Linked DNA regions of Homo sapiens: region 2 is linked to region 1. A link is an interaction called in ENCODE POLR2A ChIA-PET data of the cell type or tissue named here. Cell type or tissue: IMR-90. All regions are shown on one strand. Each heading gives the region's core, and the rest is flanking DNA. Links, peaks and the distances in the headings are about the cores only. Region 1 has its middle 32 kb from the start of MTMR12. Region 2 overlaps GOLPH3 (golgi phosphoprotein 3).

Region 1 (2,921 bases), core at 249-2,748:
GGCACCTGTAATCCCAGCTACTCAGGAGGCTGAGACAGGAGAATCTCTTGAACCCGGGAGGCAGAGGTTGCGGTGAGCCAAGATCACGCCATTGTACTCCAGCCTGGGCAACAAGAGTGAAACTCTGTCTCAAAAAACAAACAAACAAAAAACAAAAAACAAAAAAAAACATTAATTTTTCACAAACCTTCAGATTTATCCTAACTTGAAACAATCATTTAACCCTTTAAGCAAAAAAAAAAACCCCACATTCCCATGCCTTCTTAAAATATTTTACTTGGGGTGGGTGCAGTGGCTCATGCCTATAATCCCAGCACTTTGGGAGGCTGAAGCAGGCAGATCATGAGGTCAGGAGATCAAGACCATCCTGGCTAACACGGTGAAACCCCATCTCTACTAAAAATACAAAAAATTAGCCAGGCGTGGTGGCAGGCACCTGTAGTCCCAGCTACTCGGGAGGCTGAGGCAGGAGAATGGCGTGAACCCGGGAGGCGGAGCTTGCAGTGAGCAGAGATCACGCCACTGCACTCCAGCCTGGGCCTGGCTGACACAGCGAGACTCAGTCTCAAAAAATATATATATAGATAGATATAGATAGATAGATGATAGATAGATGATAGATAGATAGATGATAGATAGATAGATAGATAGATAGATAGATAGATAGATATAGATAGATATTTTACCAAAAACACATTTCACTTTTCTTACACACCTTGCATGTAAAACTGTTTTTACTTCCCAAAAATTACTTAAGTCACATGAACTAAAAGACATTGCACCTTTTACTTTTCTGACGAAATATTTGAATTAAGCTCTTCTTATTTTATAAGCCAATTAATCAGCTCTTTCATATATAAACATCACACACAGCACATATAAATAGGTAGAGAGAAGAAGATCCAGTAGTTGTAAGATTTTTCATTTGCCAGTTTCTTTTTTTTTTGAGACGGAGTCTCACTTTGTCACCAGGCTGGAGTGCAATGGCACGATCTTGGCTTACTGCAACTTCCACCTCCCAGGTTCAAGCGATTCTCCTGTCTCAGCCTCTTGAGTAGCTGGGATTACAGGCAAGTGCCAACACGCCCAGCTAATTCTTGTATTTTTAGTAGAGACGGGTTTCACCATGTTGGCCAGGATGGTCTTGATCTTTTGACCTCATGATCTGCCCGCCTTGGCCACCCAAAGAGCTGGGATTACAGGTGTGAGCCACTGAGCTTGACTTTTTTTTTTTTTTTTTTTTTTTCGAGACAGAGTCTTGCTCTGTCCCTAGGCTGGAGTGCAGTGGCACCATCTCAGCTCACTGCAACCTCCACCTCCCAACTTCAAGCGATTCTCACGCCTCAATCTCCTGAGCAGCCGGAATTACAGGCGCTTGCCACCACGCCCAGCTAAATTTTTTTGTTTTTTTTTTTGAGACAGAGTCCTGCTCTGTCTCCAGGCTGGAAAGCAGTAGTGCGATCTCAGCTCACTGCAACCTCCACCTCCCAGGTTCAAGCAATTCTCCTGCCTTAGCCTCCCAAGTAGCTGGGACTACAGGCATGCGCCACTACGCCCAGCTAATTTTTGTATTTTTAGTAGAGATGGGGTTTCACCATGTTGGCCAGGCTGGTCTCAATCTCCTGACCTCGTGACCTGCCCCCGCCTCAGCCTCCCAAAGTGCTAGGATTATAGGCATGAGCCACCAGGCCCAGCCAATTTTCTGTATTTTTAGTAGAGACAAGGTTTCACCACGTTGGCCAGGCTGGTCTCAAACTCCTGGCCTTAAATGATCCACCTGCCTTGGCCTCCCAAAGTGCTAGAATTACAGGTATAAGCCACCTCACCCAGCCTCATTTGCCAGTTTCTTAATTGGATTATGGGCTTCAGGGTAGAGCCCTTGGAGGGAAAGGCCAGGAAAGCATACAGTTTCTATGACAGGCACAGCTGGAAGACAAAAACAGACCCCCAAAATGAAGGGTCCCATTTTTATACTGAATCCTGGATCCCCAAAAGAGAAACGCAACAGAACAAGACAATGCAAAGATTTTACCGTGCATTTCTTTGAGTCTCACTCTGTCGCCCAGGCTGGAGTGCAGTGGCACAACTTCGGCTCACTGCAACCTCCACCTCCCAGGTTCAAGCAATTCTCATGCCTTAGTAACTGAGATTACAGGAACGCACTACCATGCCTGGCTAATTTTTGTATTTTTAGTAGAGATGGCGTTTTACCATGTTGGCCAGGCTGGTCTCCAGCTCTTGACCTCAAGCAATCTGCCTGCCTTGGCTTCCCAAAGTGCTATAATTAACAGGCGTGAGCCACCATGCCTGGCAACTTACATTTCATTGCAAAACAATCTGAAGCCAGTTAGCCCATTCCCCATGGGAGTCTTATCTCTCAGTGTTGGGGTTGGGATATTGCCCTACCTTCCAGGTGGCCAACAGCATGCTTCTCTAATCCAAACGTACAAAGAGCTGAGTATCCTCCCATAACTGCCATTAGCCATCCCCAAAGTATATTTCCTACCTAGCTATTACATATCAAAGCACTCTCATAATGTAAAATAATTTCTGATACCCCCCAAAATAAAAAACGACAGATAATGCAAAGCAAAACAGAACAGAGCCTTAGATTTTGAGAAGGATCTATTCACTTCTAATTCCCGGGATTTCATGAGGAAAACAGATGTTTTTCTCAAAACAGGGTCTGTAGCACCTCCTCTGTTTTTCCCAAGGAGTCCCAGACTGTTACAGCTTGAATAAGCTGACTTTTATCCATAGAGCTCTTAAAAAAAAAAAGTCCTCTTAAATCTCTTATTGCCTGACTTTAGCCAGGCTACACTGCCAATATTTCTGGCTTTTGAATTTTACCAAAAGTAACCTCACAGGTTACAGCATTGGGCAGTTGCCATTGCTCTTCCCAGAAGGGGCTTAGAGCAGCC
Region 2 (2,921 bases), core at 116-2,615, 190 kb after region 1:
GAGGTGGAGGTTGCAATGAGCTGAGATTGTGCCACTGCACTCCAGCCTGGGCAACAGAGTGAGACTCTGTCTCAAAAAGAAAAAAAAAAAGGTAAAATATGCATAACATCAAGTGTACCATTTAAAACATTTTTAAGTGGTACAGTTTAGTGGCATTAAGTAGATTCACACTGTGCCGTCATCACCACTATCCCTCTCCAGAACTTCTCCATCATTTCATACCGAAACTCTATCCATTAAACAATAGCTACTATTTCCTTCTCTCCACAGTCCCTGGGAACCACTGTCTCTATGAATTTGACTATTCTAGGTACCCCATATATGTGGAACCATAGAGTATTTTGTCTTTTCATGACTGGCTAATTTCACTTAGCATAATGTCTTCAGAGTTCATCCATGTTTTGTAGCTATGTATCAGAATTTTACATAGATCTGTGTATCAGAATTTTAATTTTTAAGACTGAATACTGTTTTCTTGTATGCATATACTATATTTATCCAAATTCATGGTTTGTATATACATGTTTTGCCTTTTTTTGAATTAGGTGGGTTTCTTTTTGCTGTTAAGGTCTCATGTATTTTAAATGTATATTTTTATTATGAATGACAAAGCATCTTTTGGTATGTTTTAGCAGTTTCCATTTCTTCTGTGAACTTCATCATCTGTTACCTTTTAAAAAATTGAATATTTCAAAATATATATTTTTTTGAGACAGGATCTTGCTTTGTCACCCGGTTAGAGTGCGTAAGTGCAATTATAGCTCATTGCAGCCTCAACCTCCCAGGCTCAAGTCCTCCCGAGTAGCTAGGTCTACAGGCATGTGCTATCGCACCCAGCTAATTTTAAAACATTTTTTGTAGAGACAGCTCTCGCTGTGTTACCAGGCTGGTCTGAAACTCCTGGCCTAGGTGATCCCCCTGCCTTTGCCTCCCAAAGTGCTGGGATTACGGGTGTAAGCCACTGTGCCTGGCCTCAAAATATTAAAAAAAAAAAAAAAAGCAACTTTATTTTTAGGAACTAATTGTATACTAGAGATTTATCTGTGATATAAGTGACTTTGCTATGATTTTTACCCTGCAAACTTTACCAAAAAAATGGGTAGTCTCTTTTATTGCTCCTAGATTTTGAGAATAGCTGGGAAGTTTTTTCTTTCACTCCCAGATTATAAAGGTTTTCACTCTTATTTTGTCTTCTAGTACTTACGTTATTTCACTTTACATTTCAGCCTCTGATCCATCTGGAATTTATATTGATGTATAATAAGGAATTGATCCAATTATGTTTTTCCTAATGACTATCTGGTTGTCCCAACACGTTTGTTTAAAATGTTCATCTTTCCATGTTACATTGATTTGTGATGACATTTTTATCGTGTACAGATTGAGAATCCCAATTTCGAAAATCTGAAATTGTAAATGCTCTAGTATCTAAAACTTTTTCAGCACCAGCGTGAGAATCAAAGAAAATGCTCATTGGAGCATTTTGGATTTCAGATTTTCGGATTTGGGTATAATGCAAATATTCCAAAATGTGAAAAAAAATCTTAACTCCATAACATTTCCAGTCACAAGCATTTTGGATAAGGGATACTCAATCTGTATTTGATTTCAGTATGTTCTTGGGTTTGTTTCTGGAATTTATTCTGTTGGTCTGTCTATTCATGTGCCAGTGTGACATCATTTTAATTTTAGAGACTTTTAAATCTATTTTAGTATCTAGTAGGACAGCTTTCATTTCTGTTCCCTACATATGTTGCTATCTCCCCAAGTTTTCCTGGCTATTTTTTTTTTTTTTCTTTAGGAACTTTTATTTGTAACTTGTATAGCTCCAGGGAAAATCTGTTGCTATTTTTATTGGGATATTACATTTATTAACTTAGGAAGAACTAATAATAATGCTGAGACTTTGTATATAAGAATGAAATATCTTTCTATTATTCAAGTCTATTTTTAAGTCTTTCAAGAGACTTTAAACTTTTCATATAGGTTTTGCCATGGTATTTTTTGTTCTTTTTGTTGCTGTTGTAAAGGTCTTTTCAATTATATTTTAACTTTTTAGTATTTTAACATGTGTATTTTGTTTGTATATGACAACTGGTGTTTAATTTTATATAATCTGGCTACTTTACTAAACTCCTATCTATAGTAATTTTTCCATTTACTCTTATGAGTTTTTCTAAATATCCAACAATATCACCAGCAAATGCAGTTTTACTACTTTTTTTTTTTTTCTTGAGACAGTTTCACTCTTTTGCCCAGGCTGAAGTGCAGTGGCTCACTGCAGCCTCTGCCTCCCAGGATCTAGCGATTCTCCTGCCTCAGCCTCCCGAGTAGCTGCTATTACAGGCATGAGCCACCACACCTGGCTAATTTTTGTATTTTTAGTAGAGATGGGGTTTTGCCGCCTTGGCCAGGCTGGTCTTGAACTCGTGACCTCAGGTGATCTGCCCGCCTCGGCCTCTTAAAGTGCTGAGATTACAGGCGTGAGCCACAGTGCCCAGCCTTACTACTTCTTTAACAGTTCTTATATCTGTAGATACCTTTTCTTGTCTAGTCTTTTTAATCTGCTTTTACCTGAAGTCACCTTCATTCTCTTGATTAGTTATTTTTGTCAAGAACTTTTTGATTCTTAATTTTTGACATAATCAAAATTTCATGTAAGATTTCAGAAGTGACTTTATAGAATGTTTTTTTGTAACAGCTCTGAGATATGATTCATATGCCATATAATTGTCATTTGAAGTGTACAATTCAAGGTTTTCAGATTTGTACAACCACCACCATAATCAATTTTAGAATATTTTTATCACTTCCAAAAGAAAGCTCATCCCCTTTAGCCATTACCTCTCCCTTTTCCCATTTTGCCAGCCCTGGGCACCCACTGTATTAATTATCTTACTGCATAACAAAACATAGCAGGT

What was found. ChIA-PET counts read pairs that join two places held together with the same protein. Peaks named below come from ENCODE experiments on the same cell type or tissue, not always from the same donor. Only the 100,000 strongest peaks of a DNase experiment are listed, where the experiment ranks them.
Region 2: POLR2A ChIA-PET joins it to region 1 with 11 read pairs; 2 of 35 experiments call an interaction of 5 or more read pairs at or near these places.

Annotation. Positions count from the first base shown.
Region 1 is chr5:32,343,443-32,346,363 of GRCh38, reverse strand. No RefSeq gene overlaps it. Among named protein-coding and RNA genes, the nearest start is that of MTMR12, 32 kb to the right of the region's middle. In IMR-90, for the core only: no CTCF peak of the experiment used is centred there; no DNase peak of the experiment used is centred there.
Region 2 is chr5:32,149,297-32,152,217 of GRCh38, reverse strand. All of the region lies in intron 1 of GOLPH3 (golgi phosphoprotein 3), which reads left to right. Among named protein-coding and RNA genes, the nearest start is that of GOLPH3, 24 kb to the left of the region's middle. In IMR-90, for the core only: no CTCF peak of the experiment used is centred there; no DNase peak of the experiment used is centred there; H3K27ac peaks cover 264 bases.